Regions from separate parts of the Homo sapiens genome. Here region 2 is linked to region 1. The links are chromatin contacts, found by Hi-C or POLR2A ChIA-PET in ENCODE. All regions are on one chromosome and are shown on one strand. Each heading gives the region's core, a stretch centred on a gene start or an enhancer-like site at or near the end of the contact. The rest is flanking DNA. Distances are from core to core; before and after follow the strand shown. Region 1 holds the start of DELEC1 (deleted in esophageal cancer 1). Region 2 overlaps DELEC1 (deleted in esophageal cancer 1).

Region 1 (6,359 bases), core at 1,367-3,866:
GACATACCTTTTTTCCTCCCACCACCTTCTTGCTTTGCCTTGCCTTCACCCCAGCTCAGCAATCTGCTCAGAAAAGAGAGCATCAGAACTGACCAAAAAAGGAAGGAATATCCTAAGAAATGATGCAGCTACATATTGCTTGGCTTGTGTTTCCTAGATAAGGCATTGATTCCTAGGCACTAGAATTATATACTATAATTAAAGAGATTTTTTTTTAAATCTATCAACAAAGACCTAGAGTTTGAAAATCTTTCAGTTTTCTAATCCAAATTAGGGAACCAGTTACACAGGGTAGCATAGGTCAAAGGGTAGGGCTATAAGACCTGGATTGGCTGGCTGAGGATAAATAAGGAAGTGTAGACTTAGTCCAATTGCAGCCCAAACTTGACGTGTAACATTTATACTTAGAAAATGTGTCATTCTCACGTCCTTTATACAGATTTGTCCATCAGTACATTGGATTTTCTTAAACAACTACCATTTGATTCCCCTATTATAATTATTGAAGTGAATTCACTCTGATAAAATACAGTCCTTAGTAGTTCGCTTTAATGCTCTCTAAAATATTCTTGGAAAAATATGAACGTTTTTAAGTTGACAAGTGCTTTTATTATAAAAGTTTAAATAGTTGTGAGGGATATAATGTAAAGTATATTGAATATATAGTCATTTAAAATAAAACTAACTATTATAAATAGATTTAATGGATTGAAATTCCACTTTAATTTGATACCACCATTCATCCATTTAAAAATATACAAGTAGAATCTTCCCTAACAGTTGAAAACTTACATAGTTCTTTTGTTTTCCTTAAATGTTTATTTCCATTTCATTTGCTCTATAGAAATGTTTCCTAATGTAGTATATTTTTTTATACTGGAAATTCTTTCACTGATCATGTTGTTATATTATTCTGAAACAAAACATGTATATAAATTCATATTAAAATTTCTTTAATGTTCTGTAAATATAAGATGCTAACAAAACCCAATTTCTTCTGGATTAAATTATCATAACAATTATTAGATGTATACAACTGATCAATCTACCATACACTTATTAAAATTTTGCTAAATGTGATGTGAAACATAAGGTTTTATTAGAAATGCTTCTCTGAATGAGGTGAACTTTTTAAAAAATTAGGCCATATGTCTGCTGAGGAATATTCATTATTGCTAACGTGAGATGGTATTTCATAAATTTTATTTACTTTTCATTTTTTGGTTGTAAGCACTGAGAAACCTATTCACAAAAATAAGTAGATGGGAAAAGAAAAACTTTTCTTATAGCAGTGTTATAACTTCTTACCAGGTTGTATGCCAAAAATCACATAAAGATCAATCATCAAATAGGATTTTTAATACTTTCTCAGGTGACATTTTAATTAGGTTCCCCTTCAGTTTTGTTGTAACTAAAGCATTGAAAGTCATCTGACTTGCAGAATGATTTGCTGCAAGGTCATTAGTCATTCACTTTCTCAACACTTTTTCTCGAAAGAATTTTGAGTTGTACCTTTGTTTGGTCCCCCAGAAATTTTTATACCCCAAAGCAACTCGAGATGAGTGAGAGGTATGAATTCCATTTGTAAAGTGAGAGAAAAGCATTTACGAAAAAGGGACTCTCTTCAGATTCCTGAGAAAGAGTGCAAATGAAAGCTGAGAATCTGAAAATTTCCTTATCTCTGCCAACTAGAGCCCATGGAAAATCTTTGAGTAACTCTGGGGGTACTATGCATCACAGTCTGAAAATTATTATATGGGATGTACTTTCTATACTTAAATTAAATTTCCCCATGGAGGCAGCATTGTTATACAGGTGACAATGAGATAACAATGCAAAGAAACCAGAAGTCAAGTTCATATCGACTTATATAGCTCTGTCTCCATAAGTCAGAAACAGGAAAAATTAACTTGTTCTTCAGCAATCTAGGTTGACTTCATGAACGAGCTGGCGTTCAAATGAATCCTTGAATTGTGGAAACAGAATGTTAAATCTGGAATGAACTTCAGATATCATCTAGTATGGAGAGGACAATTAAATGTTGACTTTTACATCAATTTGGATTAAATATTTGTGATTGCTTACAATTCTGTGTCAAGAAGTAGTCAGAGGAATCATCTGAGATCTGTAGGAAAGCATGTTGTGATTGATTAGCTATGCCTGTCAGAGGAAGCAGGGAGAGAGGGGCACAGGTGATCTGCTCTTGCCCCCCTAGGTACATAGTCCTTATCACATGAACCACAGGGAAAACTGAGGCTGACTGAGAGCAGGAAGCTTGACCAAAACTCCACAGTGAATTATTGCCAGGATGGGTAGAATTACATATGTTTTATTCAACATTTGGTGGTCATTGTAAATTTGGTAACATTTGCAACTGGAAAATTTGGGGATGTTTTAGAGCTGGAAGGGAGCAAATTCTTAATTGAGCAATACACGCTGTCCTTTCTTTCAGGCTCCTTCACATTTGATCTCTGTGCAATTTGATAAGAGGAGGGAATGGGCCGTCAATTATGAAGAGACTGAAAACCTGAAAATACTGAGTATGGTCTTAGTTCCCTCTCCAAAGGGAGCTCAGGAAAAATGCCAAGCCATACAAGCCACTGATTACTCATCTAGCTATTGTTTCTACCTCACCCTGGCCCAGGAAGACAGATCTACTGAGGAAAGGTAATAGAGGCTGGCAAGGTTCCTACTTTTACATCTATCTGTAATATCCACTCATTCTTAGCATCTTGCACATCCACAGGGCCGTACAGGAGTCTTCTTGCCTTGTATTATTGAATCTTGGGATAGGGGTAGGAACAGACAGAGGTATTAGCAGAGATCCAACAGGATGTAAAACATACATGTTGATGCAGGGGTTAACTTTATGTATAATAAATAGATTTTTACCATGCATACCAAACTGAATATTCCTTCCTCCTTTTTCTCTCAGACCTCTTTCTATGTGTGGCTCATTCTTTTACTCTACAACATAATGTTCAGTTGATTCTGGACTTTTTCTGTGACAAACAATGCTGTAATAAACATCCTCCTTGTGCATTCATCTGGGTGCACTTCTGAGAATTTATCTGAAGGATAAATTCCTAGAAGTAGACTGTCTGTAACATAGGGTCTATGCACTTTCAATTTCCATAGATTCTGCCAAATGGTTTTCTTAAGAGGTTATACCAATTTACACTCTCAGCTATGGTATATGGTAACCCCTGCTTTCCCACAACCTGCCAACACTGGGTATTTACAAACATAAATAAATGGAGGGTTTGAATAATTGTAGTTTTGAATTAGACTTGGGGCGTCCCTCTCATCTGCCCCAACTTGTGTCTCCCCAAAGCAACCTAACTAGGGGATGGCTAATGCCATAGACTCTGAGGCTTACTCAGAGCAGAGGCTGAATGCTCCTGCTTCAGTGGGAACAGGGGGTGTTTCTTCAGTCTGTGCCCTACTTGGCATCTGTCCCTGACAGACCCAGCCAGTGTGGGGAGCCAGCCTCTCTAACCATAAGAAAGAATGGATTGGAAACAAATTGATCTTTTCACAGCTGGCTGTTCCCCTCTTTCCCCTCAACTTGGACTCAGCTCAGAACAAGGTTGCCGATGTTCTGCTGCAACAAAGATGGCATTATTGAGGACTGCCTCTTTGGGGGGAAATGTCCTTCTCCAAGAATCGCCTCTGTAGTTTCAACTATGACAAGCCTGGAGACCGAGCATAGCTGTGCATCTCCAAGGGTCTCCAAAGCGACACCCAACTCTATCCGTCCTGTTGATGACCATGTACTCTTCTATTGGTGTCCACAACTTTATTTAAATGATGTCAGATGACTCAATTCAACAGAATCTAACCCTTTATTCATCCTCCCTGGAGACCTGTGGTCAGTGGGCAGGAGAGTTTGGGATTCAAAAAGAGGAGAACTGTGTGAACACAGGGAAAAAGGATCTAGTGTTTATTTCTAGCAACACCATTACTATTGCTGTCCATCCTATTATTCTGCATTCTTTTGCTTCATAGCATTTTTTTAACTGAAAGAAATGGCTCCACGAAGGCAGAAATATTGTTTAGTTTAAAACTGCATCATCAGTTCCTAGAATACCTCCTTATACATTGGAGGTGCTTGATACCTATTTATTGAATGGATGAATGAATTTCATGAGCACCTGTGTTGGACAATTTAATGTACATGATGATATTTAATATTTTAACTCTGTGGGGTATATATATTATCTTTATTTATAGCTAACGAAATTGGGTCTCAGAGATTAAGTAATGCTTCCAGAACCACACAACTGGTAATTGGTAAAACTGAGATTTCATTTAGACCTGACTGATCCCAAACCTATCTTTTAGAACACTGGGATTCCAGTTTATCTAAGCTTAAGCTCAAAAGTATTAAAATATTTTGCAATCAATGAGGGAAGTTGTCATCAAGGACATTTCCAGGTGAGCATGGTGTGTTCAACAGGAAGAGAAACTCCTCCATACTCCCACCAAAGTGAGCAAGTACCAAAATGTTAAGTGTTAATTAAATCTTATTCATCTGGGGACAAGCAGTAGGGTGAATTTATATGCATGTAGCACCGATTTTGAGCTAAGTAACAAGGGGATTCTGAAAGACCCTTATGCGGACAATGAGTGAATGTAGGCAAGGGCACTAATATTTAACAAAGTTATGCTGTGTGCTAGGAACCATGCTTTAAATTTATGATTCCACTTAATCATTATAATAATTTCCTTTCTTTCCTCTTTTATTGTCTTGCCCTTCCCTTCCCTTCCCCCTTCTCTCCCCTTCCCTTCCTCTTTCCCTCCCCTTTCATTCCCTTTGTCCTTCCCTTCCCCCTTCCCTTCTCTTCCCTTCCTGTCCCCCTTCTCTTCTCTTCTCTTCCCTCTTTCTCCTTCTCACCCTCCCCTCCCCTCCCCTCCCTTTCCCTCTCCTTCCCTCCCTTTCCCTCCCTTTCCCTTCCCTCCCCTCCCCTCCCCTTCCCTTTTCTACCCTTCCCCTCTCTTCTCTTCCCTTCCCTTCCCTTCCTCTCCCTTCCCCCTTCCCTTCCCTTCCCTTCCACCTTCTCCTCTCTCCTCTCCTCTCCTCCCCTCCCCTTCCCTTCTCCCCTTCCCTTCCCTTCTCCCCTCCACTCCCCTCCCCTTCTCCTTTCCCTTCCCTTTTCCCCTCCCTTCTCCCCTCCCCTCCCCTTCTCCTTTTCCTCCCCTTCCCTCCCCTTCTCTTCCCTTCCCTTTCCTCTACCCCCTTCCCCCTTTCCCTTCACTTACCCTTATTTCTTTTCTTTCTTTTTCTTTGTTTCTCCCTCCCTCTCTCCTCTTTTTTCTTTTCTCCTTTCTTTCCTTCCTTTCTCCTTTTTTTCCCTTCTTTCTTTTTAAATTCCCAGACAAGAATTTTGAAGTTCAGCTAAGGTAAGCCACGCATAGTGACGGAACCAGCATTCAGATTTACATCTCTTGCTACCCATCATGTCACATAGTGTTAGGCAGAGACTGGGGTCTCAGTTGCCTAAGTAAAGTCATAGGCATGAAGGGTGCTGCAGGAATGACTGAGTGGCAGGCTCCTGACAGCCTGGTTGATAGACCCCAAGGACTACTTGGGTTTTGGCGCCATGCCTAGTATGACTTTATCCTTTAACTGTTTCTCTTGTCAGTCAGCCCCCTGAGGGAGCCCTGTCTCCTCCTTGAAACTGTACTATAATGAGAGGTCTCCACAAGGGTTCCAGAAAGCCACACAGTGTGCTGTGGTTTTCCCGAGAACTGGCTCCAAGGTAGTGCTCTGAGATCAGTCCTTCCAGCTCCCATCTCAAAGATCTTCAAACTCCAGGCTCTCAAGGGTTTTGAGCTGCCAGTTATGATGAAATATTAGCACAGAAGAAAATAATTTTTTTTTCTATTCTGTGTTTCTTACCAGGACACCATGGTTTCAGAATGATTTATATACTTTGAATATTTTCAAAAAATTTCTTTCAATGTTGTTCCTTCTTTAGGTATTTCTCTTATCACTTGGGCTCAGCTTGATGCTTCTCTGGAATTTTTCTTTTTTTTTTCCTCCCATTTATAAAATACCAAACATGTGTCCCCAGTCTGGATCCATGTAACTGAAAATCATGGGGAAATTCTTTATGTAAAAAGCCCTATAGATTGTTTCGGACAAAATCAACCCCAAAGAGTTTGTCCCCACAATATTTGTGAATAAAATCATCCCTCTGAAATAAAAACACCACCTTAAATAAAGGAGTTCCTCTCAAGCATTTTACTCTATATTTATTGTTTGTTCATTCATGCCATCATTTGAAAAATACTAATTAAGTATTTACCCTGTGTTGGTAATTGTGCTGGGCACAAAGAACATAATAGTAAATCAC
Region 2 (5,740 bases), core at 2,654-5,153, 190 kb after region 1:
TCCTGGCTAACACGGTGCAAACCCATCTCTACTAACAATACAAAAAATTAGCTGGGCATAGTGGTGGGCTCCTGTAATCCCAGCTACTCAGGAGGCTGAGGCAGGAGAATGGCGTGAACCCGGGAGGCGGAGGCTGCAGTGAACCAAGATCGCACCACTGTACTCCAGCCTGGGCGACTGACCAAGACTCCATCTCAAAAAAAAAAAAAAAAAAAAAAAAAAAGTTTATGATAGGTCAGACAGCATTGTGTAGTTATAAAATGTTTATTAAGGGGTATTGTTGTTACTACTATTTCAACTCTGAGTACAGATGATTTTGGAGCCCAAAAATAAAGTATTATGCTTAATGAGATAAACTTTCACTTAATCTGGATGATGAAGGTAAAAGTATACTAGTTTGCCAAATGAAAAAGATGAAATTCTTTAGATAATGAGACCTTTATTTCTCAAGATAGATCTTTAAACAATGTAAAATGTCAAAGAACCTAATCATCAGAGTTATTTTTCTACCTTCTTCAATAATGGGTCTGGAAATACAGAATGATTTAACTTTTCCTGTGTTGACAAGAGCAAAGTGTTTGGAAAGGGGAGCTGGGGGAGAGAATTGTAAGGCCCTGAACTCTTTACAATGCCCCAGCCCTGGTTATGCAGTCTGCCGAATTTTGATGAGAGAGCTGTATTCCTGTAAGAGACATCATCGTCCAGATGTAGATGCACTGCCGTGATGTCCAAATAGGAAACAAAGACCACTTGGAAGTGGATACTTTCCTGAACTTACTGCTCTGATGAGGGGCCCTTCTTTTGAAGCAAAATGAGTCTTCATGTAGCTGAGAACTCTCTTCTCCTATCACTTTACAAACTCTATCTTCCCCCAAAGGCCTTTCCAAAGGAAGCAGCCAGGCTCAGTGGCCATGATGTTTTCCTGAAGGTATGGGAGATAGATTATCCAGTTAAAAACACAGTTATTTCCCTAAACCTGACTTAACCTCTGCATATAACTGCCTGGAGCCTATTCAACGCAGTTGACAATTGCCTGCCCCGGGGCCTCCCTCTGTCCTGAAATTACCCATTTAAATCTTCCTATTTTTTTTAATCCCTAATAGTCTGTGGCCTACTTTTTGTTGTTTACGTTTTGTATGTTTTTCAAAACCCCAAAGATTTGCTTCAAATTCTACTCATTCATTTATTTTGTAAATAAATGCATTCATTCAATGTTGTCGTGAGTTGGGAGGGAGAAATGTCTGACTGTTCATTTTTCTGCCAAATGATTATATAGAACTTAATAGTATGAATTATGAATCAGACTGCTTGGGATTGAATCACAGGTCTGCCACTATCTATGTGACCTTGAGTAAGTTGTTTAACCTCTCTGCACCTCAGTTCCCATCTGTGAAATGGGGATATAATAATAACTTCATGGAGTTGTTGTGAGGATTAAATTAATTCATAAATACAAAGTACTTAAAACGGTGCCTGGTGCAGCTTAAGAGCTATAGACAACTTTGCTATTATTTATCTAGTGATCTTAGCATGCCCCATTAGAATGGAAAGGGGTGGAGCTTCATAAATCTTTTTGAAGTGAGATCTTCAAGACATGGATGCTGATAGATGCCAGACTATCATGGATGCGAGTCTCAGCATCTGATGGGATAAGAACATGGTTTATCATTTTTGATCCTGAATTTGAATAGGTAAGAGATGAGTAATGAGAAAAAAGAAGGGAGGAAAAGAAGTCTGCAAAATAGAGACTGAGACCGGGCAATATAAAGGGTTTGTAAAGCATCTTGATAGTGAGATGTCTGGAGGAGATTTCTAAACGGGTTCTGTTCTGCTCTTTGATAGTTGTTTTGTTGGTGGCTATAGAGATTTTTTTTTCCCCCTGAAGCTCCTCTCCCCATTATTGTGTGAAGTTCACTCTTCTTGCAAATGTGAGTGGAGTTTTTAGAAATTCAAAGCAATAGTTGAATTTTTTCTCCAGCTAAGTCTTCTAGACTAAAACAGAGATACCCATCTAGAAACAAATATTGAGAGACAAGAGGTGCTGGGTTTTCTGAAAATTTGCCAAAGTACTGGAGAAGATGTCTACAGGCTGCACAGTTGGGGAGGATAAGAAGCTAATTTTGCTGAGATCTCAAAGGTCAGCGAGACCCTAGATAAAATATAAACCAACATTTACTAGAAGCAGCTGTGTAGTAGTCATTTCCCAGAGGTCTGAGAATTAAGACCTATCACTAGCCCTTCTGTGTTATGTTAGCGAGTAACCATGTTACGTGCCTAGTTTAGGGTAGGATGATATTGATGGGTGGAGAAGTCAGAGAAGGGTCTGCTCCTCTCCTTGATTCATCCACTCACCCTCTTGCTTTGAACTTCTCCAAATGGCTGAGGTTTTAGACTTTACACTGGTGGAATTTCATATACAATCACATAATAGGCACATAAAATATATTTCATCTAATCTTTCTAACAGCCCCAAGAGGCAGATCATACTGTCTTTTCAAAAAAAAAATAACAGTAAGGTGAGGAGATTCATAGTTATAGGTGTGAACGGGCTTTAGGATCTGATAAGCCGAAACTGGATTGATTGATAGCTTTGCCTGGTCCTATCTGTAGGTCCTTGAGCAAAGTATCTAACTTCTAGGAGCTTATATTTTCTCTGAACAAGGAGATCTTGAAGGATTGTGTAACAGTTACAACAGAGTGCCAGTTGTTGGAAAATACCTACAAAATGGTGGTGTTACTATTTTCTTATTCTTTTGCACTTTTTTTTATATCCATAGATAGTAAATGCTCAACAATTCAGTGATGAAATTAAGTGAAATTATCTTCCTAAACTAGGCTACTATAGTCCTGTTAACTCCTGCGTGTAGTTTACAATGAATCCTTGTGTCCCTTGTATGGAAAAATCTGCTTAATTTATCAGCTCTGCCAAGTTCTTACAAAAACAAAAGAAAAGGTGAAGAAGCAGAAAAACAAATGGAAGATATCCTTTCTGTAGTCTTTTACTGTTGACATAGATTTCCTCTGCAGAAGAGAAAACTATGGCTTTAAAACTGGGATGGTTCATACTCAAAAAGAATCAGAGCTGGTCTGGTATGAGTTGGTTATGGACTGAAAGGGTTAGGTTATGTCAAAACTTTTCATGAGCTAGTACAAGCAGGATTCTCTTGTTTATTGTTATATTTTAAAAGACATTCCAGGCAATAAAGAAAGAAACTCCCTCAGCATGTTCTGGCTTTGGGCCCCTGTCTCGGTCATGTTGGTGCGGCAATGGAGTGGGTGTCTATCTCCCAGATGTGTAAGTGCAGAATGGGTTGCAACCTGGATTCTTGATTGAGAAACCTTCTGTTCCTCTATAGATGAAGGTCTATTTCCTTCCTCCTGAGGCTTAAATGGGGAGGCATGGAAAGCCTCACACAGGACTGACCTGGATAAAAGGGTCTTTGTGAAGAGAAGGCAATTTATCAACTGCAGGGCCATTTCAGGGAATGATTTAACTGTGGTCACTGTGCTGTTCACAGCAACTTTACATCCACACCTATAGCCCCAACTTTGCCATCAATTTGCAAACACATACCTGATGGACACCTATGCTGATCTGATGTTTTGGGGGGCTTTCTCTTGGGTTCCAAGTATTTAATTTTATTGCATTTGAGGAACTAGGAAGGAGGGAGGAAAACGTTTAAAAAGAGAGACATTTTTAGGGAATTTAGCCAATGTTCCAAAGAGCCATGTTGATGAAATGGAGCAGTTTAAGTGAAAACAAATTGAGTTTGGAAAAAAAAAAAAAATTTCCTCCACCCAGTGGCATTTGGAGCTTCCATTCTGAGTTACTTCTAACTTCCTGGAGCCACGTTTACTTTGCTGAGCAGACTAAATCATTTAAGTTGTCAGCTTCTCCCTGTCCTTGCCAGACCTCACTCAAGGAATGCTTCCAGGGCCATGGGAGCTCACAAAGGCCTCAGTCTGCCTGAGTCACTCTCTGGGGACCACATATCCACAGGGCAAGTTTCTCTGTCCTAATTTAAGGCTTCTCAAAGTCAGGGGAGAGCCTTTCTGTTTCCATCCACAAAATAGGTCAGAAGGATATGATAATAGCGATAGGTAGAATTTTATTTAGCGTTCCTTGTGTGTAGCAAGTACCATGTTGAGAGCTTTATATTCATTAATTAATAAACTCTTCACAACCATCTGATATGGGAAGCTAATAATCTTCTGGTTTTATAGACATTCTTTTTTCTGAGAATCAGAACAAACAACTTGATCAAGATTATGCAGCAGCATTGGGCTTCAAAACCAGGTGGTTTGTCTTAAACTTAGCTCCTAATACTCAGCTCTATTTCTCTGGGGACATTGGATGTTATTGCAGTTCCCCACCATGCAGCTCACTCAGCACCAGGGTATGTGCTGTATGGGGTGAGGAGAGGGGGAGGAGAAGGGACAGCTGTGATTCAATTAGCACAGGTCTCTGCTAATTGCAGAGAAGGAGCCTAAATTCTAGAGGGGAGACAAGTGTATGAACAAAATCATCAGAGCAGAGTGACAGAGTGTCTAGAAGTACTAAAGAGGGCTTAGTACAAAGTCTAGATGTACTAAGGAGGAATGAGCAATTAGGTCTTTCTCTGAGTAAGGAAGGGGCTTTGTAAAGGAAGACTTGAAGAGAAGATCATCCTTGGACAAGAACTTCAGCATAGAAGAAGTTTATCTAAAACATGATTGACAACGAGACCAGCAGGGGCAAAAACACAGAGAGAGGTGGACGAGAATGGTGTGGCAGATAAATAGAAGGAGCCTAGAATTGCTCTAGTGTCAACTGAAAGGTAATAGAATGCTAATCAGTATCTATTTTTTTTGCCTCCTTTGTAATTAGGTGAAGCAGTATTCTGATTTCATTTCTGGATGATAGAATAGGACAGGAAATTATATGCCCATCTACCAAGTCTGGCTCATCAACCCTTCAATAACTGATCCTTTTCCTTTCTCCCCATATTCTGGCAGACAAAGAGAACTCAGAACCCAAAGGACCCAGAAGACCAAAGAAAACAAGGTCTCTGAATTATTGCCCCAGGCAATCACCCCTCTCTCAGTGGACACACTTTTATTGTGTTATGCTGATAAAATTTGGGGATTATTCATTCTAGTGCTTAGTCTACCTTTACTAATCATGGTGGTTGGGAAAGGAAAATGATCACTCAGAGCCTTATACATGGAATGAAGAGGTTAGGATTTATCTTTAAGGAGATTGAGAGCTATTGCACAGTTTTAAGCAACAGAGTGGTTCAGATCTGTGGCTCAGGATGTTTGTTCTGAATGCTGTGTTGTCTGAATGGGTTGGCGCTAGATGGTGGGAATGGGAGACATGAGTGGCTAATGGTCTATCTGCGCTGCTCTCAAGGGTATGCCTAACTCCTACTCCATCTGCGCTGCTCTCAAGGGTATGCCTAACTCCATCATTTTATTCAATTTTTGTACACTGTGGACATTGCATACAGTGGCATAAATGGATAAATGACTTCATCACTACCAATGATTTTATGCCAGTCATGGAGCTTGGCATTGACGTGCATCATCTCCTTTAAAACTTGCCAGAACTCAGGAGATAAATATCATGATTCTCCTCTAACAGGTGAGGAAACAGAAGCTTGGTCAGTTTGGGCAACTTCCTCAAAGACCTGCAGTCTTTAAATTCTTGAGCTGAGGCTTGTACTCAGGCTTCTGATTCCAGAGTTTATACTCTTTTCAT

Evidence for each region. Hi-C counts contacts between places; a loop is a spot of excess contacts on that map. ChIA-PET counts read pairs that join two places held with the same protein, here RNA polymerase II (POLR2A).
Region 2: a map of aorta shows a loop between it and region 1 (1.8-fold over the local background). The contact joins the enhancer-like site here to the promoter of DELEC1 in region 1. A Hi-C loop is called at or near these places in 2 of 168 maps with a recorded cell type or tissue (aorta and posterior vena cava). POLR2A ChIA-PET finds 5 or more read pairs at or near these places in 2 of 52 experiments (OCI-LY7 and activated T-cell).

Annotation. Positions count from the first base shown.
Region 1 is chr9:115,139,202-115,145,560 of GRCh38, forward strand. DELEC1 (deleted in esophageal cancer 1) reads left to right here and starts at 2,617. Exons shown (of 8, transcript NR_163556.2): 1 at 2,617-2,667.
Region 2 is chr9:115,324,513-115,330,252 of GRCh38, forward strand. The region is part of intron 4 of DELEC1 (deleted in esophageal cancer 1); the gene reads left to right. Among named protein-coding and RNA genes, the nearest start is that of DELEC1, 190 kb to the left of the region's middle. Within about 2 kb of position 3,904, at least 4 of the 41 ENCODE cell types and tissues checked have a DNase peak (open chromatin) inside an H3K27ac peak, as active enhancers do.